4 separate regions of the Mus musculus genome follow, and all the other regions are linked to region 1. A link is a loop called in an ENCODE intact Hi-C map of the cell type or tissue named here. Cell type or tissue: left cerebral cortex. All regions are shown on one strand. Region 1 overlaps L3mbtl4 (L3MBTL4 histone methyl-lysine binding protein). Region 2 holds the start of Tmem200c (transmembrane protein 200C). Region 3 overlaps L3mbtl4 (L3MBTL4 histone methyl-lysine binding protein). Region 4 overlaps L3mbtl4 (L3MBTL4 histone methyl-lysine binding protein).

Region 1 (5,000 bases):
TCTTAATCCCCCTAAAAAGAGGTTTTAACTCTTGGTTTCCCAGGCAGATCTGTGGCAACTACATTACTTCAACTACACACTGACCCTTAATGCCAATGGCTTCAAGGCCTTCCTTTTTTTTACAGTGGGGAAATGCCTTCAACCTATGGGGTGGATAGTCATTACCCAGAGTCCAGCATTTCTACTGGGATAGAGCTGTGTTTGTTGATGTATAACCTCAAGTTCTGAAGGATGTTTGCCGGATCTGTTACAGGTCAAACACAAATATCATTTTTCCTTGCTACTATCAAGTTTGCATCATAATAGGAGAACTTTTAAAATAGTTTATCTTATTACTAATTCCTATGTATCCTGGGTTTTTAATCCCTAAATGGGGTGATAATAGAATTATGCCCCTTTGAGCTACTGTGATGAGAACAGCTATAGGTGTACAACGAATACTAGGTTCATGTCAGGCTTCATGTTATTGCAATAAGGCATGATGTAGTTGTGATAGTAAATATGGAGACACATAATGTCCCAAAGCCATTTGGCTGCTTTAATCCCCTCAAGGCTGAAACCCTTTCACATTCAGAACTGTGAAAGATGTTTGGAGTTTTTCACACCTATTTGATCTTGGGAACGACAGTGTGGTCGTCCTCAACGTGGAAAGAAACATGGTAGCAGCTGCCGTCAAGGTAGAACGGGACATTTTTTTTCCCCAGGCAAACTAGAATGGATGGATGGCAACCGTCCTGACACTACTAAAATGCACTTGGACTATGGTTTTGGGGATCATGGGACCCTTGACAGACTCTCAAAGCCAGCTTAATGTGCATTATCTTAAATTTTGTGCATAAAGTTAAACTTTTTTGGGGGGGGAGTGGAGAAGTCCACTTAAAACTTGTTTTCAAGATGTGAACATACTGATTTTTACTTTTTCCTGAGCCAAGGCTGCTTCCCTCACAACAGGGACTCCATAGCCATCTCTTAGCATTTGAAAGATCATAAGGCATTGTTGAGAATACAAACAGTCAGGTTGCTTATACCTGCACGTCTGTCGCCAATGGGCCAGATATTCTACCATGACCACACAAGAATCTCATGGAGCTAAAAAGTTCCGATTGCCTACTGTTTTTATTGTGTTTTTTTGTATGATCCATTAGTGAATTCTCCTGAGTTTCCATGTGTCTACAATAATCTAAAGAGTTTATACGTATAGCTCAGAGTATATCAGGTTCTACAACACAGCTTAGATGTCTAGTAAGGCTAGCTCATCTAGAAAAGGTCCGTACACTCTGGGATGAGTGCCCAATGATGAGGTTACTAACTCATGCAATGTTCAGAATTGATCTGTCATTAATCAGCACATGTATAGCCCTGTCCTCCTCAATGCAAAAGCAGCCAACCGTTCTATCTAGTGTGACTTTGGGCATTACCATGAAGACAGCTGAAAGGCTCATTTGTCTGCTTCATCCAAGGGGTAGGGCACCCTGGATGTTTCCAGCAATCATGGCTGAGACCTGGGCTGCATTCCAGTGACACAGTCTCATACAGTAGCTGCTCCTACCAGCTCCCCAGGAAACCAGGGGATTTCAGCCTGTGAAAGAAGCCTTCTGCAAGAGGTCTCAACATTCTAATTAACCAGAATGCCCTCTGTCCCAGAAACTGAAATGCATGATCCTGGCTTAGCCTTGAACGCCAGCAGGGAAGGGACAACAATCAAAACTATCTCTGCTTTTATGAAGCCTTCCCTTTAAGGAAGCAGTGAGCCCAATCCCCATTGTCATCCCAGTCAGTGGCTGTTTCTGGAAAAATTTGGAAAAACTCTTTGCATCTTCCCTTTCCTTTTCAAGTTGGTATTCAGTTTTAAAAATATTTATAATGATGTGTTTGATGATTTTGTAAAGTCACTCAAAGATCTGGAACACTCTCAAGGTTCCCAGGCTAACCCATTCAACTCCATATCTCACCTCAGGAGCCAAACGGGCCCTGGACCAGAGAGCCAAAGACTTGGCTGTATTCTCGGCGCTACGGAACCATGCAGAGAGGCACTTTCTACAGAAGGATGTGGAGACATTAGGTATCCTACAGAGATAACAACTATTGCTCTGGGAGAGACAGAATCTCAGAAAACTGTAATCCAGGGGTCTTTTATTCCTAGGAATCCAAGGGATGGCTGTACTGGCCAGTTGTGGGTGGCATGTGACATGGGGACCCTCTTGTGGGAGGCTCCACAGGCTTGTGACACAGAGCATAGTATGTTTTAGTCCCAACTTTGAAGACTGCTTATCTTAAAAAGAAAGAAAGAAAGAAAGAAAATATAGAGTCCAAGGATTTTAATTCATCTGAAAATAGCTTGAAAGTAGGTCCCCACTTTCTCCTCAGCCCCTCTCGATTACCCTTCCCACTTCTGCTCTACTCCCACAGGAGGAAGAGAAGTTCTTTATGGAAATGTTCATTTAAAAATATGGCTGTTGCTTCACAAAAGCTTCACACAGCAAATCTGAAGCAAGTGAGTCATAAGTGGTGAAGGCATGGCTGGGTCTCGGGCTATTTTTAATTCCCTGAAACAGAGACCCACTTCACAAGTAACCATCTCGTCAGTGAAAGAGGGACCAATCCTAGGATGTTCTGTGCTCCACAAAGAGGAAATTAAAAGAAAAAAGAAAAAAAAAACCCCAAAACCCTAAAGTTGCAATTGGCTCTAAAATACAATTACATGCATTTCCCATCCAGCATATAATCTGTGAGAGTCCCTGGCTCCCGTCTCTGTGACAATAACTAAGAGTTGCTGTTTATGGTGCCCTGCTCCCTTGGGAACTGCTGCTGGCGGGGAGAGGTGGCAGGCTGGGCTGCCTTCTCCCTCTGAAGGTGGCCTGTGGTTCACATTTGCTAGTCCACCTTCTCTTCCATTTCTCTGCTTGCTTTGTTGCTTGGCACCAAAGTGGAAAAGAGAGCAAGAGAGACACAAACATGATCCTCAAGACAATGGCGGTGCCTGTGTGGGAGAGCGTGCTTGGTAAGCATGGTCATTAGTGGGGTGAGTACTCAGCCTAGGCTGTTTCCTGCTTGCCCATTGAAGTGACTCAGACATTCCTCAGGCTGTTCCTGTGTAGAATGCAAACGATGCAAACGCTGTGTCCCCCTAGGCTAGGCGGTGCCTCAAAGTTGTAGCTGTCAATCTCCCCCTCACCACAGGTTACTTCATTGTAGTTGTTTCATATAAATGTGACTGGTGAAGGACAGAAAGTCCATGCGGTTTTATAGGTTTTTCCACGGGGCTACCAAGAGAATCAAAAGCTGGGTCCTGCCTGACACAGTAGTCACGTGGCTTTAGAACATTTACAGTGTGGAGTGCAATGAGATGTGCTATAGTATGTCCGGGATTTTGATGGTATGGTATAAAAAGAACATGAATATTATACAGTGGAGTATTACTTGGCTTTGAAAGACAAGGACAGCATGACTTTTGCAGGCAAATGGATGGAACTAGAAAATGTCATCATGAGTGAAGTAACCCAGACCCGAAAGGACATGTGTGGTATGTACTCACTTCTGAGTGGATATTAGCCATAAAGTACAGGATGACCATGCTACAATCCACAGACCCAAAGAAACCAAATAATAAGGAGGGCCCAAGAGATGCTTGAATCTCACTCAGAAGTGGGAATAAAATAGATATTGGAAGTAAATGGAAAGAGGGGTCTGGGAGGGAGAGACGAGAGGGAAGGGAGTAGGGGATCAGGTATAGGGAACACAGGGCAGAGAGAACAGAAATCATAAGTGGGGGTGGCTGGCATCTCTAGGACTTGCCAGAGACCTGGGGTGGGGGAACACCCCACAATGTCTATGGGGGCAACGCTAACTGAGACTCCTAGCAGTAGGGGACATGAATACTAAAGTGGCCACTTTCTGTAGCCAGGCAGGACTCCCAGTGGAGGGATAAGAACAGCAACCCACTCAAAATGTAATGTGTCTTATCTACTAGATGTGCCAGTATAAAGATTGAGTAGAGACTGAGGGAATGATCAACCAATGACTGGCCCAAATTGAGACCTATCCTATGGGTAAGAACCAATCTCTGACACTCTTAATGATATTCTGTTAGGCTTGCAGATAGGAGTCTAGCATAACTGTAATCTAAGAGGCTCCACCCACTAACTAATAGAAACAGATGCAGAGACCCACAGCCAAACATTAGAGGGAGCTTGAGGAGTCTTGTGGAGGAGCTGAAGGAAAGACTGAGGGACCCGAAGAAGACAGAGACTCTACAGTCAGTTAACCTGGACCGTCTGGGGCTCCCAGAGACTGAACCACCAACAAAAGATCAAGCATGGAGTGGACCTACCCCCCTCCCCATGTACATATATAGCAGGTGTACAAGTTGCTCTTCATGCAGGTCACCAAACAACTGGAGTGGGGACTGTCTTAGGGTTTCTGTTGCTGTAAAGAGACTCCATGACTAAGGCAACTCTTATAAGGACAACATTTAATTGGAGCTGGCTTACAGGTTCAGAGGTTCAGTCCATGATCATCAAGGAGGGAACATGGCAGCCTCCAGGCAGGCATGGTGAAGGAGGAGCTGAGAGTTCTACATCTTCACCCTAAGGAAGCCAGGAACAGACTGTCTCCTATGTGGCTAGGAGGAGAGTCTCAAAAGCCCAGCCCACAGGGTCATACTTTCTCTAACAAGGTCATACCTCCTAATAGTGCAATCCTCTGGGCCAAGCATATTCCAACCATCACAGAGGCTGACCCTCAGTCTGTTGCCTGCCTATGCACCCCACTCCCCTGAGGACCCTTGTCTAGCTTCAGTGAGAGAAGATGCGCCTAGTCCTGAAGTGATTTGATGTGCATGGCAGAGGGTGTGTGACACCCAGGGGGTTTCCCCCTTCTCCAAAGAGAAGTGGAGGGGAGAATGGGAGGATCTGTTTAAGGGGGGACTGGTAGGAGGGGGCAGATATTAGGATACAAAGTGAAGAAATAAGATGTAATTAGCAAAACAGAAAATGAATATG
Region 2 (5,000 bases), 78 kb before region 1:
AGGCATTTCCACAAAGAAAAGCTGTTTTCTCCATCCTTTCTCAGGAGGTCATTTTAGGGGTGGGGGTGAGGGGTGGGGTGAGAGAGAGGAGGCAGCAACCATGGCTTAGCTCTGGGGAGCTCTTTGGGTTGTTGACTATACAGTTTAAGCAGGAATAAGAACTGATGCCCATATGTGGTTATCTATCAAATGTTAAAAGTCCAGTCCTGCTGGGTCTTCAGAGTGCATTCTCTATGTTCCCTTCTATAACAGAGATGCTAAAAATTAAGGGCATTATGTTGCTCTTAAAGATGACCATCACAGGCCTTTGGACACACACACACACACACACACACACACACACTTTGCAAGGCAGTCCATGTAGTAGAATAGATTTGAAAATGTAAGTTATTTGGGTAGAATTTCGCTTTTAATTGGTGCTTAAGTGAGGAGCTATGACCCTTGATTCCTTCTGGTATATCAATCTGGTTATGATCTTTTCTCCACATGGGCAAGCAAATGGCAGTCAGGTTTTTTATTGTTTGCAAAGAACAATATCTCTTTGGAACTTGGTTGGAATTCAGTAAAGAAATCCTAAATGTTTTAGGGAGGTGTCAACAGTGAGACCACATCTGCAAACCTTTAAAATCTGGTTTTTAAAAGGTCCTCTACCAGTAAGTATAAACACCAAATATACCGGAGAAGTATATTTGGAGATACAGGAGAGTACGTACAAATACACAGGAGAGTAAGTATAAACACCAAATATACTCGCCCCACATGTTTATACTTATTGTATGTCGCAACATAAAATTTGCTGCTTTAGTTGAACTGTAGGCTCCAGGTCTTTAATAGTCTTGAAGTCTAGATTGGCTTCAAGAGACTTTAAGGTCTAGGCATTTTAGAAACAAAGCCAGCTTCAGCAGCCAGGGTGGCTCTCTGAAGAGAGATGCCCCCCGGGAGCTGGATGTCATGAAAGAGGCACCTTTCTGCATTCCTCTTCTGCAAGCCAGCTTTACATCCAGCAGAATATAAGAAAAGTTGGAATAGATTTTAACAAGGTTTACAGAAGATGTTTAAAATTAGTTTAATAGCTTCTAATTATTCCCTAGTTTATTATTCTTCCAGCTCTCTTGAAAGACGAACTCCTTTTCAGCATATCACGATCTGACACAGAATACTGACAGAGGTCAGGTGACACAGAAAAGCCCCCCCCCCCCAAGCTTTCCTTAGACCAAAGGAAGGAAAACAAACTTAGCAGTGGATCTGTCTGCCTTTGCAACTGGCTGCCTGGCGCGAGTCCTGCCTTGGTTAAGGAATGGAGGATGGGGAAATCAAATGAGGGATGTCTAAAAATACAACTGCTTCCAAGAGAGAGAATCAAGTTCTCTGCTCATGATGGATAGAACCCAGCATCAAAGACTTAGGGCCCCAGATTGTGAGCGATGCTGTGCCCTGCACCCAACCCAGGTCCTCGACCCCCGGCCCCTGGCCCTCAGGGCCGCGAGTCTCTTGCCCTTGCTTTGGTCTAGTCACATGAGTGCAGCAGCTACGAGTCCGCCTCAAGTGAAGTGAAGGCAATCCCCAACTCGCCTTTTCTGGGCAGCGCAGTCCTGGTAGCACGCCCAGGAGAACACCTGACTCAGAACACCGGCCAAGGGGCCTGGGCTCGGGGACAGGAGGGCTAGTGAAGGGCGCTCGGAGGCCGGGGATTGACAGAAATGCTCAAAATGGAGGCACTCTAAGCAAACAATAATCGCTCACTTACCCAGGGAGACCGGGGCAGCTCGGGAGACACAAAGAACCATGGAGAAACTTTTCAGCCCGAGCCGACGGCGGAGCGCAGGGACAGCGCCCCGGAGCCCCGGGAGCGAGAGCGGCTGGACAGCCCGGTGGGGACGAACCTGCGCCAGGGGCTCGCAGTCCCCTCAGGCGCGGTGGCGGAAGCCATTTCCAAGAGTTTCCAAGAAGTGTCAGGTCCTCCGCATCCCGCGCGCCGCCTGGAGCCCTTCTTCCCTCGGGCGCGCCTTCCCTGTTGCCACGGTCCCCTCCCGCTGCGCACACTGCCGACCCTGCGGCCGCGCGCTCTCCAGCCCTGCGCCTCTTTTGTGTGGCTGCGGCGCGCCGGGCTCCGCCGGGTGGAGTTGAGCCCGCGGCGGCTGCTCCGGGCGGCCGGACTGGCGGCTGTTGCTAAGAGACCGGAGCCATGACACAGGGAAATTGCGGCAGGATGGCAGTAGGTACCCGGCCCGGCTTGGCTCTCAGGGGGGCACCCGCCCCCCGCCCCGCCCCCTCTACCCCCAGCCCCTCCCCCGCCTCCTCTCCAGCCTGCCGTCCGTCCCTTCGACAGCGACTTGTCCCCCTTCCCAAGAGGGGCACCAGGGGAGGCGACACCTGCACCGCGTGCTTGAACCAGGTCGGGGCGCGATCGTGTAAGGCAAGGTTCTGAACGCAGCTGAAACGCCTTCAGCCTCAGCTGACAGCTTGGTTCTCTTTCCCCAACTACCTGTCTGAGCACCTAACCCAAGAGGATCCAGAGAAACGCCAGCCCCTCCCAGGGAGTTCCCCATCAGGATCTGAGTGATGCTGTCCCTGAAGACAGGGATTATTCTTCAGGTCTCTGGTCCCTCAGGCTCCCATCCTCTCTGCTCTCCCTTTTTCTTATTACAGTGCACACAGCCTCGCCCCCTACCCCACCTACACTTGAGAGTTTGCAGCGTGGATGCCCCAAGAACACAGTAAGTGCCCCCCCCCCCCCAACGAACCAAGCCAGGACGGGCCGGAGCGGAGCGGAGCGGGCTCACAAACTAGGTGCTCTCACCACCGGACTCACATAAACCTCTGTCAAATGCTATCACACTTGAGCAGAACTGGGCTGTGTAACTGGCCTTAAGGGACCTCAAGGGCTCCCTGGAATATGGGCCTTTGAGTCTCTTCTGAGGTTAGAATGGGCTGAAAGATGCTTAGGCAGGCCCTACAGTTCCCTCCCTCTACCCTCTGGGGTAACCCAAGCCTTCAAAAAGAAACACGTTCTTAGGGAATGGCAATCAGGGTTAGCTTCAAAGAGGAGAAATGGGGGTAGGGAGGTTACTCAAACTCTCTATGTCATTTGAAAAGCAGAGAAGAACACACACACACACACACACACACACACACACACACACACACACGAGGGAGAGAGAAATCCTATTTTTTATCTTCATATTTTCATTCTCTCTCAAGCACATAGTAGAAATGACAGGGAAAAGAATTTTCAAATGGAATTTCCCCACTGAGTGTTAAGAAAGTTAGACAGGTTTCAATTAGTTATTAAAATGACGTGGCTAGGATTCAGGCAGAGAGGAAGAGAAAGGCAGATAAAATCAAGGCTCCCGAAAATTAGGCATCCAGGCAAGGGTCTTGTAATGGCGACTGTGGTGGGTGCTGCTTACTGTTCAAGAATTTAGCAGGATGACTCTGGTACCCACAGATCTAGCCACAAGGTTTTTCTAAAGGCACACAGTATCTTGAGCATATATCAAACAAGAGAACATTAGAGAAGCCAAGCATACATGATAATTAATGAGGTGGGGATAGAGGTGGTTGGGCGATGGAAGGGGACAGAGAGTATGTGAATCCTAAAGGTGGCCATCACCTGCATGTTTGAAAGGTGGCCTCTGATTGAAGTTTCAACCTGAACTCCTTCCCCTTATCTTAGCTCAGCTGTCAAATGTTAGAAAACAAAAGGCTGCAGAGGAAACCCTTCCCGCCCCACAATGGAACGTCTCCTTTTACGGAAATCATTGCAAAGGAAAAGTAACCCAACTCCTTCAGTGGTTTGTTAAAACCCTTTTGGCTCAGAATCCCTGCATTTCTTAAATCCCTGATAACTATCTGGTGTTTTGTACAAAGGCTGGACCCGAAGCCTCATTTCATTACAGAGCTGTCTGCCAAGGGACCAAATGGCAAATCCTACTCTCTGTCCTACAGGGCTACATACACACAGGAATTCTACTAAAGAATTACATTAAGATTTGGGGTGGATTAAACCATTAATAGTTTCACTTTGTGCACAAATTATAGCCACCAGGTGCACATTAGAAACTCTTTCTATGGGTTAGGAGAAGAGAAGCCGCTATCTAGAGAAACTGGACATGCACGGGGACTGTGGGATATAGCTAGCTGCTTCTTACATTGACGACTGTAATAATATTTATGGTTTATTATTCAAAGACTTCCTTCCAAACTGAGCTCCTTGGGTACTTTGAACTGCTCTCTGTAACAGTTATTTTCTTTGTTTCTAGCTCAGGATATCAGAGGAAATCAAACACCTATCTGTTTTCAGTGGAGGTTTATCATTATTATTATTATTATTATTATTATTACTACCTCTGCAATACACTATCATACAAGATTCTCAGAACCTTCCCAGCTATGCCAAGATATTCTGTGAAGCAGTTACAAAGTTCTTGGTACCCACAGATCTAGCCACACCCCATGCCTATTTTACTAACTTTCAGCTAACTCTTTTGAAAGGATTTTATCTCTAGGAATGCAATCGCTCAGCAAACTTTCTCTTACAATCCCCCGTCCCACCTTCACACTATTCCCTGAGCCTTAGGTACAGTGTTTGTGCTGTAGATGTTTCAGTTAGGACCAGGACCATATGTTCTCTGCAACCCTAGACAAATAGCAGTCAACTAAGAAATGTTAACTGAGAAGAGATAGTCACTTTCCCAGTGAAGAGTGATCAGCCTCAAAACATACACATGCAAGTAACATAGAGTCTGAGAAGGTCGAATTTATGTAGTTAGGGGAAGAAGAAGAATATATATCAACAATGAAAAAAAAAAGAGAGACCATGAATTTATTTGAGAGAGAGAGAGAGAGAGAGAGAGAGAGAGGTGGGCTGGAGGGAGGAAATGGAAGAGGGGAAATGTAATTATGTTTTAACTTCAAAAGAGGCCTTATATAATACAATCAGCCACTCATTGTACGATCATTTGATATGCATGGGCCTGGCTGGACTGCCTGTGTTTCTG
Region 3 (5,000 bases), 270 kb after region 1:
GATTTCATCATGAGCCCCAGATGTAAGACCTCATGCTGAAGAATTTGGTGTTTATGTTGGACTCCCCCATAGTCATTCCTTATTATGTTTGGAAATATCTTTTTATTCTAAGAACATTTATTCTATGCCATTTGTTATGGGTTGAACATATATAGCTTGGTTTTGACATTGTAGGAAGTCACAGTTAAAACCTGTGTTTTTTTTTTAGATGAAGTCTCACTAGGCAGCCATGGCTGGCCTAAAATTTTCTTTGTTGATCAGACCAGCCTATAACTCACAGACGTGCTCACCTACATCTGTTTACCATGTAAAGAGATGGGGGTTATAGGCATGTGCTTCCAAGCTCAGCCTAAGAGTCTAGACTTTTAAGATTATTAGAAATGTTGCTGGCAATAGGAATTGTGATATTGGACCAAATAGACTTTATATTACTGTAAGATGATCATAAGCCTATGCGAACAAAGGGTAGAAGGTAATGGCTTAAAGGTGATTCATTTGGGTGAGAGACAGACATGAGTAGAGCTATAGTGGCTAAGAGTTGACTATCAACTTGCTAGACTTTAGAACCACACAGGGGATGGGTCTTTGTGTATGCCTTTGCGGAATCACCTTTATTTCAGTCATTACACGGAAAGAATTCCTGGGTGGGATCCTGGATGTAGAGAACGGGCTCAGAGTAGCAGTAGCAGCAGGCATGCATCACTCTCTGTTCCTCGTTGCAAAGGCAATATGACCAGCTGCTTTAAACTCCTGCCACCGTGAATTCAAACTCCATGATTCAAGCTCCCATGAACTTTAAGCCAGAATAAGCCTTTTCTGCCTTAAGAGACGAAGACATATTACTTTTCAGAGATGTCCCCATCCTAATGCCCTGGATTCTGTGAAAATGTTACTTTGCACAGCAAGAAGAATCCTTAAGGGTGATTAAATAAAGGCTCAAAGGAAGAATTACCCTGTATGATCCGGGCAGTCCATAGAAATCACAATGCTGATTGTGGGTAGGGAGGAGTGTCTGAAGACATCAGTGAACTACAAGCCTTGCATATAAAGAAACAGGCTATAAGCCCATGAATAAGGTAGACACTAGAACTTGGAAAAAGAGTCTTTTCCTGAGCTTCCAAAAGGAGCTGACCCTACTCATGGTTGCTTCGACCACAAAAGATTTCTGGCCTAATGCAATATAATATTATAAATCTGAGCTCTTTTAAGGCACTAAAGTTGTATAAATTTGTTACAGTAACAACAGGAACATAGTATAACTACACCTTGGAAATACATCATGTACTATCGTTGTCAAAGAATAAACTCGGCCTGTGTCTATCACTCTTTCTTATATTACAAGAAATGGTATCTGTTTTTGAATGGGCCAGGGAAGTTGGCAATTGTGCCTAGCCAATTTTGGAGTGATTTTGTTCAATTATTTATTTTTGAGAGAATGGCCCTCCAGTGTAAGAATAGAGTGCTATAGAGCAGGATGTAAGAAGAAGAGATGATGTTCAGCATAATGAGTTAAGTGTCAGTATTAGCAAGGGCATTGGAAAGGTCAGAACGGCACTGGATGGAAATCACACTTCTAGAAGCCCAACAGAATAATGGGGACTATGCAAATCTCTAACGCTAAGTTCAGAAAACCCTCTATGTGCTATGCAGGATTGCAGTTATCATAAAGTGGGCTGCCTTGTGGGTAAGGAATGAAAAGCTTTGCTGCCGGCAGATCAAGGGTCTTACTTTTGGGTAAACACAATTTTGAATGAAATATCAATATGGAGTATAGACAGCCTGACTTACTACTTTAGTAATAGTTAGAATAAAATGAGGTCCTTATTCAAGCAACCACTAGCCCCAAACACAAACAGCATCAAGCATTTCTATGCAGATGCACTGCACGTCCACTTTGCAGGGGCATAATCTGTAGCTGTCCTGAGATGCTCTTGGAACCACATGAGCCTAGGAGGAGAGCTGCAACACCATTGTTTTACTTAAGAAGTTTCTACACAGACAGTGCACTGCACAGAAGCTGTGAACTGTTCTATTTCTAGTCTAGCTAGCCTTATGACTCAGATGAGGCCTCCAGCCAAATAGTCATGCCAGACACTTGCTTGGTCTCCCAGGATAGCTGGTAACCCAGAGCGAGTTGGGTGCATGAGGGAGCTCCTGGGGAGGCTTGACAGTTCCTCTCCACTGCAGTCATGCATTTGGCTGTCTGGCCTTTGTTTCTGTTCTAAGTAGGATAACCTGAATAAAAGTTGGGAACGTAACTCTCTCCCTACGTTTACAGGGAAGAATACAGTTCTGGTTGATAGGTGAGCCCACAGTGTGAACCACTGCTCATCATTTTGGGAGCCAGGCTGTATTTACACTGAAAAGCCAATTGTGGATAAGAACAGTTTTGTATCAGAAAAATACATTTCTTTTTACAATTGTGTTATTAATGACATAGCAGACATCATGTCTTACAACTCATTTTTACTGAAAAACATTTAAAACTATATTGAAAGCAAAAAAATAGGTGTGATTTGGTTCAATAATCAAACAGAAAAAAAAATGGTGCAGGGATGTAAAGCTACCTTCACTGCAGATGACAGTCCCTTCATCTTATCTTCCCGTCAACACGATTGTCTATCAAGACAGGCGTGGGTGGATTATAACCCACAGGCCAAACAGGAGGCTGCTGCCATCTGTTTTTGTCATGCCACAAGCTAAAAGTAGCTCAAGCAAAACGTATAAGAATATGTTATTACACGGGAGTATTTTGTAGAACCCAGTTGAAGGATTATCCATCCCTTTGGATATTGTCTATGAGCACTGAACACATGGTTTAGCCCAGGGTCACAAGTAAGAAATAGCCACTTGCTGGTACTTCACAGCAAAGGCGTTGCCCCTAGGTTAAAAACTGGGGCTACAGAACCAGGGCACCAGTGTCCTGTACCATATGCAATTGTTATTTAAACTCCCTATACCTGCTCCCTCAGCTTCACGCACATTACAGGTGACTGCAGGGGCTGTACATGATGTGAAGGGCAGCCCTGGACTCCTGCAGAGGTAAGCATCATATTTTAATAACTGCTGTTTATGATGCTTGCAATTCCACTAATGTGTCCGTCTTCTCCAGGTATGACACTCTACCTACTTCAGCTTTTCTGGACATTATGGCTGATGGTCATTTATAGTTTCACCAGCTTTAAAAATGATCTTCTCATTAATTGGTCTGGATACTTTTTAAAAGTGTCACAGTCTTCTTCCCAAATGAAGGTAGTCATCAATTACTGTGACACAATAATGCCCATTAATTACTAGTTTACAACTCAAAGAACAGTCATTTTTAAAAATCAATATCTTCTTCTATCCTCATTTCTCAAAACCATTTCCAGAAATGTATCCCAGCAAGAAACTTTGGCAAGTGGGATGATGATCTAGCCTAGATATGAATCCCTACTTGACAGTTAAACCAGGACTCCAGAGGCCACATACAAGGCAACTGTCAATCAAGAGAACACTTGCTCACTTATATTCTGACTTCTTTATGTTAATTCACCTAAAGATTCATGGACGCAAAAGATTTTCGACTTATTAGTCTAATCTAAGTTCCAAAATAATTTCTAATCATGAAAGTGGACAACTTGCCATAAGTTTCCTTGATCAGGGTGTCTTTATTTCACTTAGAAAGACTGCAAATACATCCAGTTAATGTATTAAATATGAAAAGGCTTGCTGAGGAGACTCAATTTATTAATGATTCAGGAGAACTTCCTAAAACATCTATTTGGAATTCATTTATAATTTATTTCACAGCTTAGCTTCAGTTCCCACAGGGCAAATATTTATCAAATAGTACTCTGTTTTAAATCCCCCCTTTGTATTTTCTCATAGATGAATATTCTTTGCACCCGAATATAGTCTAAACTTCCTTAAAGTACCCATCCATCTACTGTAGTTTAATGTGCATTTCCTGATAAGATGACAGTAATGGGTTTTTGGATACAGCAGAGTGCAGCGTGCAGCCAAACAAAAGAATAATTACTAAACATAATGGCTGGCTCCAAATTGAACAAGAAGCAGTGAATCTATCATAAATATTTATTAGAGAGTAACCATGGTAATTAATAAGTCCAGACATCAACATAAGGGAATAAAATGTCACCTTAATATCCAATCATGGCAAGTAAAACCTCACCACTGACCTCCTGGAGAGACCAAGTTGACCAAGCAGAGTGTCTTCGAATGAAAACCAGACAGTCAGCCGAAGAGTAGAGTGAACTGAAAGAATGTGACCTTGAATCTGGCTGCATACCATGCATCCCTGAAGCAGTGACAGGGTCCCAAAAGCTTATCCCTGTTGCCAGCTAAAGTCAAAGTGTATATATAAAAAAATAAATTAAAACACACACACACACACACACACACACATACAACTTGGCTCTGACTTTAACTCTCTGAAACTATGTTGATGTTCCTTAAGGTCTTTCCTCATTAACCATAGAGCAGAGACAAAAACTTATTTAAAAAGTTGTGAAGACTATTGTATATGCCAGCAAGATTTTGCTGAAAGAACCCTGATACAGCTGTCTCTTGTGAGGCTATACCAGTGCCTGGCAAACACAGAAGTGGATGCTCACAGTCAGCTATTGGATGGAACACAGGGCCCCCAATGGAGGAGCTAGAGAAAGTACCCAAGGAACTGAAGGGGTCTGCAACCCTATAGGTGGAACAACAATATGAACTAACCAGTACCCCCAGAGCTCATATCTCTAGCTGCATATGTAGCAGAAGATGGCCTAGTCGGCCATCACTGGGAAGAGAGGCCCTTTGGTCTAGCAAACTTTATATGCCTTAGTACAGGGGAAACACCAGGGCCAGAAGTGAGAGAGGGTGGGTAATGGGAGCGGGAAGGAGGGTATAGGAGACTTTCGGGATAGCATTTGAAATGTAAATGAAGTAAATGCCTAATAAAAATTGGAAAAAAAAAAAGTTGTGGAGATACAGCTGTGGTAGTACACTGG
Region 4 (5,000 bases), 120 kb after region 1:
CAAGGTGGAGGCTCCGGCAGGTCTGAGGTACTGAGGACCCATGCTGTAGCTCTCCCTCTCTGAGATATAAAGACGTGCATGCCCAAGCAAGTTGACATGAGTGTCACACACTGTAAGAGCTCTGTCCTGTATGGATCATTCACATGGCAAACATACAAGCTTGAAAAGTACCAGACACCCAACTCCATCCTGGAGAAAGGACACATTTGTGACCATCACCTTCATGCTCCTGTGTGGTCCTGCTTAAGGTGGCACAAAGAAGCATTGCCTCCTGTCATGCTTCTGGTGTAGCACTTGGTACAGACTGGTAAGACAGACTCTCCCTTACCACCCATCAATTTTACATGCATATATCCTTGTAAAATGACCTTGAATCCTTCAACAAATATGTGTTATTAGAAAGCAATTTATATTCTGTCACCGATTTCATTTTTATATAATATTATCTGAAAGATGCTCCAAATTATACAAATCTTTAAAAATTAGAGTGAACAACAAAACAGGAGCTTTGGAAAGAGCCCTAATTAGGTGACAATCATATTTATTGCAAATAAAATGCTTGGGGAAGGTGGTCACTAGTGAAATTTTAAGACACATCTGTGATATGAAAAGCATTAGCTTTTTTTTAAATAAATGCTGTACACAATTTATAAAAAAATACAGATCTTATAACTTACCTTCACAGATTAAATAAGGACATAGTTCATTTTCCTCAAACACAAACCAACCCCCTCCAAACCCACTAATGAATATGTCACCGATTAAAATCTACTCATCAATATAAAATAACAGATGAGGAATTGAGAATGAAGTTCATACTATACAGGCTTATCAAGAAGAGGGTATTAAGTAGTTTCTTAATTGCATAATAGCAACACTTAGTTCTACTGTTTGTTCTCAGAGAGGTTAGAAACACAGCAAATGAAATTAAGTGTAATGAGGAATACAGGCGATGCCATCAGAAAGACACAACAGGCTACCACACAGGTACCGTGTATGGCCAGTTCATTTTCCTGCAGTAGAATAAGTCCCAGGATGCATTTTCCCAAAGCTCCTAGACAACTGTGTGCTTTGCACAAAACAAAGGTTCCTCACACATCCTATGACACTGATGCCTGAATGCACTGTAGGCCTCACCTGAGAGGAAATGAACAGGGTTGAGCTAGAGAGTTCAATGGGTGCAGGAAAGAAAAAAAAAATGGTATAAACCTCTTACAAATGATGCAGAGAAGAGGAGGAGCAGGAGGAAGAACGGGATGAGGAAGAGGAAGAGAAGGAGGGGGAAGAGGAGGAGGAGGAAGAGGAGGGAGAGGAAGAGGAGGAGGAGGAATGCACACCGAGCAAGCTGCAAGAGACTCATCTTTTCCATTTTATGCAAATGCTTCTTGCTAGCGATGTTTTCTATTTTGGTCAGGATGATCCTCATTACTACTTTTACTATGTGAAGCACAAAACTGTGTATCTGTTTTAACAGGAACATGGACATAATTACTCTCTGCAGAAAATTTCAAAAGTGTCAAAATATGAATTAAAACACCAACACTTTTTTTTTTAAGGTTTCTTATGTCGTTCCAAAACATGCTGCTTACAGAATGAAGGCTTGGTGCAGTGGAGGAGAACATTTGGAGCAGTTTCTAAAATATCCATTACTTATTTAGAGCAAAGCTGAGCTCTGGTTGTATTGTACAGAGATTCTTCTGAGAAACGTGTAGCTGCACCATGAAAGCCAAGTACCTTAATTGCCCCCTATTTCCTCAGGAAAAGACCCTGTCTCTTTGTGACTTGGATGGAAACTTAGAGCTCTTTCAAACCCAGGCCGAGCCTTGCCCCATCCAAAGAGAGTAGTTTTGCTCTTGGCCACCACAACCCTGTGCTCAGTGATTGTCTGGCCCTTTTTTAATCCTAAGAGAACTCAATCGTGACACTGTGGTGGGACTGCTACAGGACTCTCGAGTTGTGTTAATTTCCTTCCCAATTCAGCAGAAAATTCGTCAACAGATCTCCTACCATGTTTGGTGATCTAAGAATTTAAGGGCCACAGTGGCTGAAGACATAGCATTCTGATTGTAAACGATCAACGTGTTCATCTGGCCAGATTTAAATATCAGTATGAGGACAGGGCAAACTGAAGGAAGACCTTAGCTGGTCACCACAGAGCCAGGCCTCCCATTGTGTCTGCATTGGAAAGTCAGAGGAAGGAAACACCTGGGTGAAAACAGGATGTCTCTCTTCCTTTTCTCGATCCCAACAAACACCTCATCTCAGCAATTAAGCTTTCTACCCAGTAACTTTCTGCCTGACCTACCAATAATGCCCACTTATCGGCTGTCCCATTGGTTAACCACAGTGACTTTCCTGGCTGTATTATGTGGCCACTGTAGATGTAGAGAGCCCACAGTAAACGCTGATCTCCACAAGACTGGATCTTCCCTGACATGAACAGGACTGCAGAGATGATAGGGACCTTTTCACCTTTAAAAATAAGAAAACTAAGAAAGGGGCTTTGAAGTAACAGAACCTGTTACTTGGGGGTAGATAGCAGGCCCTGAGTCTAAGAGTCTCTTGACTTTGAGTCAGGTTCTTGGCTACATTCCCTACCACTATGATGAATCCCAACAGACACATAGGACATTGTCCACAACAAAAAGCAAAAGCTGGCTCTGTGACTTTGCTACTGTTGCTTTTTGTGTCTTTTGGGGGGGGTTTGTTTTGTTTTGTTTTTGTTTTTGTTTTTACCTCTGAAGAGATTATCCAAGTCAATATCTTCTTTTCCTTTGATTTTCAAACACTTTGCCTGCTGTACAAGTCTGGCAAAGAACAGAAATAAAATCTGGATTCATTATCCTGTGAGGTAAGAATAAATCATGACAGCAGCACAAATTTAAATAGAAACCTCGGGGTAAATGACAGCGAATTATCAGGTGTTTCTCTGCACAGTCTCATTAGAACATTTCCTCGGCTTAACATTTAAAGGAAGCAGGAACCTTTGTTCAGAAACTCTGACTTTGAATAGTGAAACTTAAAAGTCTTTCCATCCACTCCTCCTGGAGGATGATCTCTTCGGGCTTTGAGGAGTAAGCACCTGAGACAGTGGGGAACAGTGTGGGACATAGGTAAATAATAAGCATTATTTCAAAGTCTGGCTCCTATTATTTCAATCAGAAGATCACAGCACTGTGGCTGTGCTCAGATAAGTGTATAAGTGACTAAGTTGCATTGCTGAATGTCAGAGAATTCATTAACTTTTGGGATGTTGCAGCACCCAGTGTGGACTAATTTTGTGCCTCTTTCATTGTCGGTTCTTCATTAAAAACCAAGGTTCCTGCTGCAAAGCAAATGCAGAAGTTTTGAAAATGAGACTTCCCCACGGTTGCTAATTACCGACTTAATTAATTTAGGCAGGGAACTTGAGATAATTAATTTATCTGCATATACTTATGATTCTTATAAACTTATAATCATTTGCTTTGCACACGTGTTTCTCTTACTGCACTTGATGGTTTTCATGTCAACCACACTGACAGGCCCGTGCCTCGGTCCTGACAGAGCAGAGAAGCAAACAACTTGGCTACCAAATCTGCCTAGAAGTCTGAAAGGCTTATAGGTTAAGTCGCATATTTTTTATCTATAGCTTCTGTGAACATGTTTGCCACAGCAGAAGTGCATTCCACTCATTCGTTAGGTATCTCTTGGTTTTCTTAATAGAAACAGCATCAACAAAACAAAAACCGGAAAGAGTTTGACTTTCGGCCCCATCTTTGGCCCTTCTGTTATGGTGTTCAGCCTACCGAGTGAGGAGCTGCCTCTGGTGCAGGCAGGGGGTCAAGGAGAGGAAAATCCATGCAGAGACACCTGTTTCATGCCTAGGACTCAGTTCCTTGGTCTGTGACACGGAGTGACTGTTTGAGCACTTGACACCTAGTGGTCAATCTGTGACATGAACGTACCACATGTCTACCTGGTTGGTCTGTGCACTCAGTAAACACCATTTTCAAAACATTGTACAGGCCACTATGTATTATGGACCAATACGCATACAACCTGTAGACTACTTTAACAGCTCAATGTATTTAGTTTTTCTTAGGTTCCCTGAGTATCTCTGTGTTGTCAGGACTTATTTACATTCTCCTAGAACAGGCATGTGACCTATAAAGAGAGGATTTGAGCTTAAGCAGCAAGTATCTGATGGCCAGTGTGAGATGCTGGATATCACAACCTCTGGGGCTCAGTGTTATAGCCTGGTCATTTTGTAAAGAAGATGAGGAAAAAGAACAATTTCAACTCTGCTTACCTGTTTTCAGACACGTTAGGGGATTGTACCCTTAATTTTATAATGTTTACAGCACTATGAATTAAATGAAACCCTCTTACAGCATCCCTCTGCAGTTTGTGTTGGTGAAATCTTAGATCTTTCATACAAAATTTTAAAATAGAAGGTTGCCTGTCTCATATAATGTCAATGGGGTTTTTGTAAATTATTTTAAGATAAATCAAATGATGTATTTGGTAGTATTTTAAAATATAAGCCACTGCAATTTATCAAGGGTATATTTACTTATGTCTCAATTTCAAATGCTTGTTCACTAGGGAGATAGCCAAGCCAAATCCTGTGAATGGTTCATCATTGAGAAATCTATAGGGGCATAATGGCTCCAAGGTCTAACTTCACTGAACCTTACTCCATTCTCACAACAACCCTACAAGGCAGGGATAATATCCATGGTTTATAAATGTGGAAACTGAGGCTCAGAAACACGGGACAACTTGCCCCATCTTAGGCAGCTAGGATGCAAAGTGAAATCTTTGGATACCTCATGTAGGCTTTCTTACCACAGATCACAGAGAGGGTGCCTTCTGCTCCTTCACAGACATGAGAGTCCTTGGGAGGACCCAAATCAGCATTATCAACTACTTTGGCTGTAACACTTGCACAATGCAGAGTTGGGTCTGCAGAGGTGTGGGGAGCCAGACTACAGGGGGACTCCCTGCAGAATTCTACT

Evidence for each region. Hi-C counts contacts between places; a loop is a spot of excess contacts. Peaks named below come from ENCODE experiments on the same cell type or tissue, not always from the same donor. Only the 100,000 strongest peaks of a DNase experiment are listed, where the experiment ranks them.
Region 2: it touches region 1 in a loop (5-fold over the local background); 4 of 42 quality-filtered maps call a loop at or near these places.
Region 3: a loop joins it to region 1, with 7 times the contacts of the local background. A loop is called at or near these places in 2 of 42 quality-filtered maps.
Region 4: a loop joins it to region 1, with 10 times the contacts of the local background. A loop is called at or near these places in 3 of 42 quality-filtered maps.

What each region holds. Positions count from the first base shown.
Region 1 is chr17:68,756,651-68,761,650 of GRCm38, reverse strand. All of the region lies in intron 18 of L3mbtl4 (L3MBTL4 histone methyl-lysine binding protein), which reads right to left. Among named protein-coding and RNA genes, the nearest start is that of Tmem200c, 78 kb to the left of the region's middle. In left cerebral cortex, no CTCF peak of the experiment used is centred here; DNase peaks (open chromatin) are centred at 2,506 and 3,015; H3K27ac peaks cover 1,124 bases.
Region 2 is chr17:68,834,281-68,839,280 of GRCm38, reverse strand. Tmem200c (transmembrane protein 200C) reads right to left here and starts at 2,145. Exons shown (of 2, transcript NM_001206661.1): 1 at 1,748-2,145. In left cerebral cortex, CTCF peaks have their summits at 2,149 and 2,357; DNase peaks (open chromatin) are centred at 1,326, 1,527, 2,056, 2,370 and 2 more places; H3K4me3 peaks cover 2,658 bases; H3K27ac peaks cover 2,527 bases.
Region 3 is chr17:68,489,498-68,494,497 of GRCm38, reverse strand. The region is part of intron 12 of L3mbtl4 (L3MBTL4 histone methyl-lysine binding protein); the gene reads right to left. Among named protein-coding and RNA genes, the nearest start is that of L3mbtl4, 220 kb to the right of the region's middle. In left cerebral cortex, no CTCF peak of the experiment used is centred here; DNase peaks (open chromatin) are centred at 2,057 and 2,671.
Region 4 is chr17:68,639,306-68,644,305 of GRCm38, reverse strand. It overlaps L3mbtl4 (L3MBTL4 histone methyl-lysine binding protein), which reads right to left. Exons shown (of 21, transcript NM_177278.5): 16 at 2,737-2,807. Among named protein-coding and RNA genes, the nearest start is that of Tmem200c, 200 kb to the left of the region's middle. In left cerebral cortex, a CTCF peak has its summit at 3,937; DNase peaks (open chromatin) are centred at 1,591 and 2,947.